Regions from separate parts of the Mus musculus genome. Here region 2 is linked to region 1. The links are chromatin contacts, found by Hi-C or POLR2A ChIA-PET in ENCODE. All regions are on one chromosome and are shown on one strand. The core of a region is the stretch at or near the end of the contact, and the rest is flanking DNA. Distances in the headings are between cores, read along the strand shown. Region 1 holds the start of Epha2 (Eph receptor A2). Region 2 has its middle 14 kb from the start of B330016D10Rik.

The links. Hi-C counts contacts between places; a loop is a spot of excess contacts on that map. ChIA-PET counts read pairs that join two places held with the same protein, here RNA polymerase II (POLR2A).
Region 2: a loop to region 1 is called in a map of v-Abl transformed pro-B cells, with 2.2 times the contacts of the local background. The contact joins the enhancer-like site here to the promoter of Epha2 in region 1. A Hi-C loop is called at or near these places in 4 of 37 maps with a recorded cell type or tissue (ES-E14, mouse embryonic stem cell and v-Abl transformed pro-B cells). POLR2A ChIA-PET finds 5 or more read pairs at or near these places in 5 of 5 experiments (Patski and embryonic stem cell).

Annotation. Positions count from the first base shown.
Region 1 is chr4:141,298,146-141,303,418 of GRCm38, reverse strand. Epha2 (Eph receptor A2) reads right to left here and starts at 2,198. Exons shown (of 17, transcript NM_010139.3): 1 at 1,985-2,198. The coding sequence starts at 2,066.
Region 2 is chr4:141,557,784-141,563,136 of GRCm38, reverse strand. No RefSeq gene overlaps it. Among named protein-coding and RNA genes, the nearest start is that of B330016D10Rik, 14 kb to the right of the region's middle. Within about 2 kb of position 3,861, at least 1 of the 3 ENCODE cell types and tissues checked has a DNase peak (open chromatin) inside an H3K27ac peak, as active enhancers do.

The DNA.
Region 1 (5,273 bases), core at 949-3,448:
CAGAACTCACATGGTAGAAGGAGAGAGAACCAAGTCCTCCCGCAAGTTTGAGCTCCACACTTGTGCATTGGCTTTCACACACACACACACACACACACACACACACACACACACACACACACACACACACACACACAAGAAAAAAGTCAAGGGCACTGCAGGAGGTAAGTTCAGCAGCTGTCGAGGACCTAACCGATTCCCCTGGTTTTCGGAACCCAGCAGAAAACAGAAGAGGAGGCTGCACAGCTGTGTCAAGGCTGGAGAGGACACGGATCATATCTGTCCTCAACTCCCCCTAGGGAAGTGCAACCAACTAGGTCACGACCCCACTCCCAACACACACATCCCAACCCCTCACACAGACACAGTGTTCCTGAGGAGTGCGGAGCTTAGACAAGAATTTTCCACAACCACGAGCGATATGCACCCTTTTTTCTCCTCGATCCCATGCAGAACGGGATTAATCGCAAAGGCTGGGGCGAGGCTGACAGATGCACCCAGAGGCACAAGTACAAGATTGTTTGAGGCTTCCCTGGTGGGGGCTCGGGGCGGTGGTCAGGAGCCCCGGGGCGGGGGTCAGGAGCCCGCACAGCAAAGCAAGCAGACGTCTAATCCTCAACTCCGTGGCAGCCCAGGAAGGCCTCTAGCAGTCCCAGCTGTCTTTCCCTGCTCCCCAACCACAGTACCCAGGAAGAGGGAGCCACAAGCTGGATCAGGGAGGGGAGTTAGGATCTCAGAATCCCTGCCCTGTTCACACCTTGGCAAAAGCAACTTTGGCCCTTCCTCGAGACAGGGCCAGGATCTAACACCCCGTTTACCCCTAACTCTCCACCCTTCAAGAGCTCCAGTCTGGCCTTTTACCCTCCCAACGTGGAAGGCGAAAAGAATAAGGAAACTTCTCACCCCAAAGGGTTCCTCTGCGCTTCACCCCCCGACCCCTAGCTGGAGTCGGCAGAAGACTTGCTATGCCCAAAAGCAGAGAAAAGTTTTTGCTGTGGGAAACGGAAGCCAGCTAGCTCCGGCTGGGTAGACAGGAAGATCCTCGGCCAAGGGCAGGGCAGGAATTCCCACCCTCTCGGAGACCCTAGCTGAGGGACAACGCCCCCAAGCACACCCCCGGCTGCGGCCTTGAGCAAAGGCAACCTGTGCGGGCCCCCTCACCTTGCGTGGCTCCAAGACGCTGGGGCGGGGGCAGGTGATTCACTCCCCCACCTCCAGGTGCCTGGGCTCCCCGTGGCCCCGAGATGACGGCTCCACACCGCGGGAAGCCGCAACCCCACCTGCCGCATTTCCTCCTTCTGAGTCACCCCTTGCTCAGAACACTTGACTTTGGGACTTCCTGTACTCGCTCCCAGCCCTTAACCTGTCTCCCGAACCTGGGAGGGCAGCTTGGGAAGGAGGGAAGGTGTGAGTGGCCGGGGCTGACCCCAGGCGCTCCCAATGCTGGCCCAAAGGACCCCAGTGAAAAATCGGATGGGGCGTAGAGAGACTCTTTTGCTTGGTGCAGGGCACCGAGAGGACCCCTCCCCAAAAAGCAGGGCCTGCATCCAAATGCCTTCCGCGAGAAATCGGGGCAGATGATGAGTTAAGTGAACTCGGGTTACTAAGAGGCTGATCGCCGGGAAAACCCTACTGAGCGTCCTTTCCTCTGAGGGACCGAGAGCGCCCTGCGGGGGTCCCGCTCCAGAAGCCGCCACAGGGCTGAAACCGCGTGGCGGGCGCCGCGTCCCCCTTCCCGCGGCCTCCGAGCCCTGCGCGCCCCAGCCGAGATCCCTTAGTTCCAGAGAACCTAGGATCTCAGGGTATGGATCCCCAAGATCGTTCCGGACCGCAGCCCGCGCGCTCTGCCTAACCTTGCGCACTGAGACCCAGCAGCCATAAGTCAGTTTCCAAAGGTGCGTCCCAGAGAGGAGGCTGGGGCGCCCGGGGTCCCATGTCCCGGAGTCCCTGCTAGGCTGCGGCCACCGACCGCGTAGACACTCACCTTCCTTTCCCTGTGCCGCCGCGGCCGCCAGCGCGCAACCCCACAGCAGCGCCAGGCAGAAACCGACTGCCCGGAGCTCCATGCCGCACCCCTCGCTCCCCGCGATCCCTGCTGTCCGCACGCCGGTCTCGGTGCCCCAATCCTGCCCGCCCGCCGACAGAGACAACTTCTACCCTCCTGCTCCAAGTCCTTAATGGAAGTTGGGTGAGAACCCGCTCCTGTTCATTCATGCCCTGCGCTGACGTCACCGAAACCACGCCCTCAGGAATGTCTTTAAAGGGGCCGGACTGACACCCTGACTAGAGGGCGGGGAAGCCAGAGGGAAGTTGGGGTTGGGGGGGAGGTCAGGAATTTGGGGAGGATTGAGGGGGCCAGTGCGTGGGCCTTCGTGTGCAAACCTTGAGGAGATTTCTCATTTCAAAGCGCCACCAGGGTTAGTGTCCAAATATGTGGAATGAATTTGTGCCTACTCTCCCCTTTTGCCCTTGGGCTTCAAGATGTGAATTGTAAATCTGAGAAGTAGAAGCTTCCGTAGCAAAGGGCCTCAAAAAACCAAAAAATAGAAAAAGAAAAAGAACAAGAACAAGAACTCCTGATAACACACACACACACACACACACACACACACAAACACACATACACACTTGCTCCTGAGTCCCCCAGAAGATATGCCACACCCAGGAAGGTCCTCTAAGCTGTGTACCAAGAGTAGTGCCTCTGGGAACATGTCAGACATGCAGGTGTCTTCACTTTAGAGTGGAGGGCTTAAGATAAGGTTCCAAGGTACCCTAGGATACCCAAAGGCTGCACAACTCAACAGTCACAGACAAGTCACAGGACTTGAAGCTGGGCCCTGACCTGCTTTAACCACTTCCATTTGGGGACCCAGCACACACCCTCATGGGTAACTCTTGACCTCTGCCTCTGAACTCCAACAGAACACCCTTGTCCCCTGATCCCTGGGTGACAGAATGAGATTACGTTTTGATACCTTGGGGATGTCTGCCTCCTACCCACCCTTCCTCTGCCAAGGTTCCTCAAATCTGAGTTCATCTCTTCTCTTGGCGTCTAGAGTCAGTGAAACAAACGGATGTGAAGTGAACCAGGCAGCCAGTCCAGTCACCCACAACTGCCTGTTGCTCTGTTACCATTTGGCCAGTGGAAAGGGAACAGCTGTAGCAGGCTTGGTTCTCCGTGGACCTTTCTGCCCACCTCCTAGTCCCTGGCCTTCCTCTCTGTGACTCCCCAGTCCCTGGTCATCCTGGCCCATATTATACAACTCTGGTACCAGGTGCTCCTCCTGGGGTCCTACCCACCAGCTTGGCCTTGGCGCCTGTTTCTGAGAAACGGGTTCAGACATTTCCCCTGGAGGGGGAGAGAAAGGGTTAATTATAGGTGTTGGGGTTAATTAAAGCCTTTGATCAGGGATGGATGATGGGAGAGAAGGCTATGTCTTCTGAGAAGGAGAGTGGCTGGACATGTATGTGTGAGCATGTTTGGATGAAGTACCGGAGCATCTGAGCTGGGTCATAAGGGTTAGTGTATGGGAATCCGTGAGCGACTTGTGTGTTATATCGAGCGTGGACGTGTTGATGTGTATGCAAGTGTGTGCTCCAGTGTGAGAGGACCTGTGTGTACCTGAGTGTGCCACAGGCCTCTCAGCAGCGGGGAGCACAGAGGAGGGGGCAGCAGTCAAAGTCTGGACAAATCAGTCTGCTCCTCTGAGCCTCCCCGTGCTCCCTGGGGACACTAGGGACCTACTTGGAAAAAGCCCGCTGTGAAGATCAAATAAGGTCGCGCATGGAAACCGCACAGACTGGGACTCAGACCCTCGAGTCAAATCTCAGCTGTTATTACGGTTACATGCGGTTCAACAAGAGGAAATCACATCTGGGGAGGCAGGGACTGTGGTGTGCCAAGCAAGGTCCTGCGGACAGGCACGTGCACGTGTATCGAGATGAGTGGAACATGTGTGCAGTGTACACATGGTATGGGTAAGTGTTCTGTTGGATACGCTAGGCTGGGGACCTTGTGGTTTGTGTTGATTTCCTGTCAGTTCCTTTTGTTTTGTTTTGACTTTTTTTTCTTGGTATGTGTGTGTTTGTTGGGTGCCTATGAGGCCAGAAGACTGCATGGGATCCCCTGGAGTTGGAGTTACAGGCAGACAGTGATGAGCCACCGATGTATGTACTTGAAACTGAATTCAAGTTCACCAAAGAACAGGAAACACTCTCAGCTACTGAGCCCTCTCCCCAGCCCCTGGATCTGACTGTTGACAAGGTCTCTAGCCAACCGACTGACTGACCGACAGAGGCAAGGCTAGCCTTGAATTCCTGATCCTCCCCCAACCCCGCCTCCCTTGGTACGAGGCTTACAGGTGTGCACCACCATATCCAGCTCCGTCCATTGTCTGTAACACCTTATATACGTCTGACGTGATATTTACAGGTTCTGTATTTTGGGTATTTGAATACTAGAAAACATATTGTGGGCCAGGGCATCATGGTGCAGAACTTTGATCCCAGCACTGCAGAGGCAGAAGCAGACAGAGTGATGGGAGGTTAAGGCCAGCCTGGTCTATAGAGAGAGGGATGGCCAGGGCTAAATCATGAGACCCTGTGAGAGAGAGAGAGAGAGAGAGAGAGAGAGAGAGAGAGAGAGAGAGAGGAAGGAAGGAAGAAAGAAAGTAAGTAAGTAAGAAAGAAAGGAAGGAGAGGTTTGTAGAAGACAGACAGTACCCATCCAGCATCCAGATATTCATCAGAAAACTTTTTAAAAAGATGTATTTATTTTTATTTATATGAGTACACTATAGCTGTCTTCAGACACACACCAGAAAAGTACATTGGATCCCATTCATTACAGATGGCTGTGAGCTACCATGTGGCTGCTGGGATTTGAACTCAGGACCTCTGGAAGAGCAGTCAGTGCTCTTAACCACTGAGCCATCTCTCCAGCCTCCATCAGGAAACTTCTGTTGAATGAATGAAGGGTTAGTGATTGGGGTGTTGGCCAGGTCTCCCAATACTAGTTTCTGTGTACCGCTGGAGGTTTCTCTTTGTGTCATGTATGGACTTTATGCATAGCCCAAAGACTCCACCCTCCCTAGATGCCAGGATGCTGTCAGGCCTCCATGTTAGGGCCATATGCTGAGATGTGTGCTGGGGTCTGGGCCGAGCACAGGCTGTGTTGTAGCCTGCCCGTCTACAGCAGGCACCATGGCCAGAGGCTGGGCTGAGGAAGAGGTTTATGCAGTGGCAGGAGGCGGTCTCTTTAGTCACCCACTCAC
Region 2 (5,353 bases), core at 2,612-5,111, 260 kb before region 1:
CTTTAAAACTTTAGGGGCTGGAGAGATGGCTCAGTGGTTAAGAGCACTGACTGCTCTTCCAGAGGTCCTGAGTTCAATTCCCAGAAACCACATGGTGGCTCACAACCATCTGTAATGGGATCCCATGCCCTCTTCTGGTGTGTCTGAGGACAGTGTCAGTGCACTCACATACATTAAATAAATAAATATTAAAACAAAAACAGAAAAACCCTTTAGTTTCTCTCTCTCTCTCTCTCTCTCTCTCTCTCTCTCTCTCTCTGTGAAGGTTTATGAGCAACATCTATGTGGAGGTCAAAGGCCAGCCCTGTAGTGTTGGATCTTTCCCCCCACCTTTGGGTGAGTCCCAGTGGTCAACAGCCTTGTGAGGTAAAAGCTTTTACCTGATGAGCCTTCTCCCCGCCCCACCTCCAACCCCCCCCCCCCCAAATCCAGAGCACTGCTCAGGAGGAAGGAGGGAGCCAAGACAGAAAGCCAGGCCTGTTGAATTAGGATCAGCAATGGACGTCTGAAAGTTGCTGGAAAACGGGAAGAGGAGTCTTCAGAGGAAACAGAGCAGAAGCCCAGAACAGCAGGGCGACATTTCTAGCATTTTTGGTCAGTGTCCAGAAAAGTCACACTTTTTGAACTAGAACTCAGAAATCAGTCAGGCTTAGAGGCAGAGAATTAAGTGAAACTGCTGACAGGAATGTTGTGGTTGTTTACATTGATTAATTGTGTGTGTGCGCGCGCGCGTGCGTGCACGTGTGTACTCACACTGAGCGAGTCCATACAGGCCAGAGGAGGAAGTCAGGGTTTCCCACTGGACCTGGAGTTTGCCTGGCAGCCCCAGTGAGTCCCACCCCCACCCCTGCTGCTGCCCACCATATGCCAGGCTTACATGGTGTCACATGTATCCACAGGTATCCATGGTGACATATGCCAGGCTTACATGGTGTCACATGTATCCACAGGTATCCATGGTGACATTCTTGCCTTTGTTTGGGTGCTGTGGTTGTGCCACAGTGTCTTGCCCACTGGAGCTATTCTGAGACCGGGCCTTAGATCACTTAGTTGATCTCAGTTGTACCTTTTAGCTGAAGAGGGCCTTGCATTTACTTCTGATCATGCTTTCTCTGACTGGGACGCGGGGGAGACCGACAGAGTTTATTCTTTTTTTTTTTTTTTGGATTTTCGAGAAAGGGTTTCTCTGTGTAGCTCTCGCCTGCCTCTGCCTCCCGAGTGCTGGGATTAAAGACGTGCACCACCACGCCTGGCTCAGAGTTTATTCTTGGGTTTGTTCTTTTTATACATATTTACTTTTGCCAAGCAGATGGAACACACTTTCTTTCTTTCTTTTTTTTTTTTTTTAAGATTTATTTTATTTATATGAATACACTGTAGCTGTCTTCAAATACACCAGAAGAGGGCATCAGATACCATTACAGATGGTTGTGAGCCACATGGTTCAATTCCCATGTGGTTGCTGGGAATTGAACTCAGGACCTCTGGAAGAGCAGTCAGTGCTCTTAACTGCTGAGCCATCTCTCCAGCCCCAGGAACACACTTTCAAAGCTGTTGGTTTTGGGCCCTGTGACAGGGACTGAAGTACATATTTTACATATCAAAGCAGACCTGGCCTCCAGGTTCTCCCAGCATCCCAGTCTTTGCCTGGCCAACTGTGCCCCCAACCTTGAATTTTCCAGCCCTGGCAGGGACTGGGCTGTCTTTTCCCCAGAGGCTCCTCCCTGTATAATCCAGACATCATTTTGGCGTCCCCCTCTCTCCTCTCCTCTTCTTTCTCTGTGTGTGCTTGATCGAGCGGGAGCCTTTCTCTCTTTCTCTTCCCCTACCCACCTCTCCCCACGGTGACTCCCCCGACCTCAATCAAATACAAGCAGAGGCAAGCAGATCTTGGTGAGTTCTGGGCCAGCCAGAGCTACAAAGTGAGACCCTGCCTAAGGGAGAGAGAGAGAATTCATGTTTAAAATTATGAGTATATATTGCTGGGGTCGGGGGGTGCACACCTTTAATCCCAGCATTGCAGGGACAGAGAAGAGGATCTTTGAGTTCAATGCCAGCCTGGTCTACAAAGCACGTTCCAGTGCACCCAGAGCTGTTACATAGAGAAACCCTGTCCTGGGAAAACAAAACAAAACAAAAGATGTATGTATGTATGTATCTGGGTGAATATGCACCTGAGTGCAGGCCCCCTTGTCCCTTGGAGTTCAGAAAATGGCATCGGAGTTCCTGCAGCTGGTGCCACAAGCAGCTGTGGTAGCATTATAGGAGTGTGTCTTCAAGTCTGGCAGTATCTACATTTTTTTTTCTTAATAACAAAACAAACAAAAAACCCAGCTGGGCAATGGTGGCACAGAGGCCTATAATCCCTGCACTTGAGATGCAGAGACAGGAGGCTCTCAAGAGTTCAAGGCCAGCCTGCTCTACAGAGTGAGTTCTAGGACAGTCAAAGGTTCTATAGAGAGATTCTGTCTCAAAATAAATCAATTAATTAAAAACAAAAACTAACAAACCAAAACACAGACAAAGAAGCAGGGTTGGAGAGACGGCTCAGTGGTTAGGAGTACCTGCTGCTCTTGCAGAGAGGACCCGGGTTCAGTTCCTCTCACCCACCTGGAGGCTCACACCTGTAACTCCAGTTTCAGGGGCTCTTGACAACTTCTTCTGGCCTTTGAGGGCCCTGGGCGTGCACGCGGTGCGCATGCATACATGAAATAAAATAAAATAACAAATCTTAAAAGACAAAACCAGAAAAGAGTGGGGTTGGGTATTGGTGGTTTGTTCCTGAAATCCCAGCTTTTGAGGGTTTGAGGTCAGTGGTCTGCTTCAAGTTTGAGGCTAGCTGGAGATACTGTTGGGTTATACAGGGAGTTCCAGGTCACCCTTGAAAACTCGTCTCAAAACCAAAACCGTAAAGTACAACAAAAGTTTTAGGACAATGACCTCTATGCTACCTGGGTTCTTCCTCCCGCAGGTACACCTGCTACCTCCAGGGGGCAGCACTAGCCAGCCTGAGTCCAAAGTCCACCCTGAATGGCACCAAAAGGGAGTGCGGTGAGAGAGGAGGGGAAAGGAAAAGAAAAGGTCAGAAAGGGGCTGGAAATGCCCGTGAGGACGGCACATGCATCCACGCTAGTATAGATGCAAAGATTTCCTTTTTCTTTTTGACAAGGGAATTCTAGCACAAAAGCCATTTAGCCCGACTAAAGGCAAAGAGGCCGAGGCAGTGGCTGGCATAAGCCAGGCCGGGCTTTCAGAGGCGCCCACAGACACTTTTGTCTGCAGAGTCCCGGGGACGCACAGCGCTGGGTCCAGTAGTTCTCACGGGCGCAAAGGCGACCAGTAAGCAAGTGAGCGGAGCTAGGCTCCTGATCCAGGTCTGTCCTTCCTCTGAGGGCAGAAGAGATGCATTCCAAGATGTCCAATCAGAAAACGGGACTGGCAGGGCTTGCCGCTCCGACCCAGTGAGGTGTTTGTCGAGCATAATCAGAGCTTGCAAAGGCGCTGAGGCCCTTCAGATGGAAAGGTGCCCTGTGCACAAAGCAAGGTGAACTGGGGTTGCTCTGAGGGCAGCCATATTTTGTGGGCGTCGCCGCAGCTGTTATTTGCTGAGGCACGGTGGGGTGGGGGTTGGGGGGGGGGACGACGACGACAAAGTAGGTTAAGATCACGTGGGCACCGCCTTACAACGTGACCCAGAATTGGGCCACAGGAAACCAGTACAGGCAGACTCTCACATCAGGTGGTGGAGAGAAATTTCACAGTAAATAGCCGAGATCCCCAGGGGCTAAATGCTTGGCTTCACCATTGCACAATCGCCTAGAAAAATCTGCTGGGGCCAATTAGAACACGCACCGGGCTTCTGGCTTTACAGGAAGGAGACCCGTCAGCATTACTCAGCAAACCTCTTCCCTCAGCCTGCAATTGGCTTCTGCAGTTTTCTGAGAACTGGGCGTTTGTTCCTAATTAATCCTAAAAGGCCTGGTGCTGGGTAACAGCAGGTAGTCTAATTAAGCATCCCCGCGTTGCCACACTTAGGAAGACATATGGGAACCCCAAAGAGTTCCTAATGTCTCAGTTCCTAAATTTAATCCTAAACTGTTCCCCCGAACCCTCTCATGTGATTTTGGCTAATTGTATAACGTCTTATTCTCCGGTGCTGAAAGGAGGGAACGGGAAAACGGTGCCCTCAGTCGATTCTCCCCTTGCAGGATCGCTCAGGACCCAAGTGTCAGAAGATGAGGAAGCAGCCTGCAGAGTTTAGCAGCTTAGCAATGAAGGACACGAGAATGCACTGACTCTGTGTGTGTGTGTGTGTGTGTGTGTGTGTGTGTGTGTGTGTGCGCGCGCGCGCGCACGCGCATGTGTATAATGTGCATGTGCATGTGTGTGGACATACCTGGGAACCCACAGAGGTCAGAAGAGGAAGTGAGGGATCACTCTGACCTTTTCTCCTTTTTTTAAAGACTCACTGCTGAGCAGCTCATGGTGGCGTTCGCCTTTAATCCCGGCACTAGGGAGGGAGAAGCTGGAGGATCTCTTTGAGTTTGGGGCCAGCCTGTACTACATAGAGAAACTCCATATCACAACAGCAAACCAAAAAAAAGCAAACAAACAAAGAAGTTATATAGCATGTTAACACCCCGTGCCGGCAGTATCGTGTACTCTGGGACTTAATTTCTGATGCGCTCCTGCTTGACTTAAGTGTCTTCTTGACCTTTAACAGTTCTTTTCATAGGGCCATATACCATTCTCTTTCTCTTCGATACGTGCCCGTGGTGCTTGTATGTGTGAACGCCCCATATGAGGGTGTGCACAGGCAGTGGAGGCCCGAGGACGACCTTGACATCATTCTTTAGGAACAGTTGTCCACCTTTAACAAAATCATTATCATGTATGTGCACGTTTGAGCGGCGGTGTGCACATGCCACGGTGTGTGCAAGGTCAGAGGGCAACCAACTCTCAGGACTCAGTTCTCCCACTGTGGGAACTGGGATGAATTAAGCTTCACGATCTGAATTTGACCTCTGGATTGCAGAGGTGTGCGTTGACTTTATCTCATTTGACAGGATAAAAATAAAAACAACTGTGTGATGTAATAGATAATTACAACGCATGGAGTCATTATTGTGCAGACAGGGTCTCATGTAGCCCAGACTGTCCTGAAACTCACTGGAGAATAAAGGCTGGTCTTCAATTCTTTTCCTTTTAAAGATTTATTTATATGTAAGTACATTGTAGCTGTCTTCAGACACCCTAGAAGATGGCATCAGATCACCATGTGGTTGCTGGGATTTGACTCAGCAGCAGTCAGTGCTTTTAACCACTGAGCCATCTCTCCAGCCCTGGTCTTGAA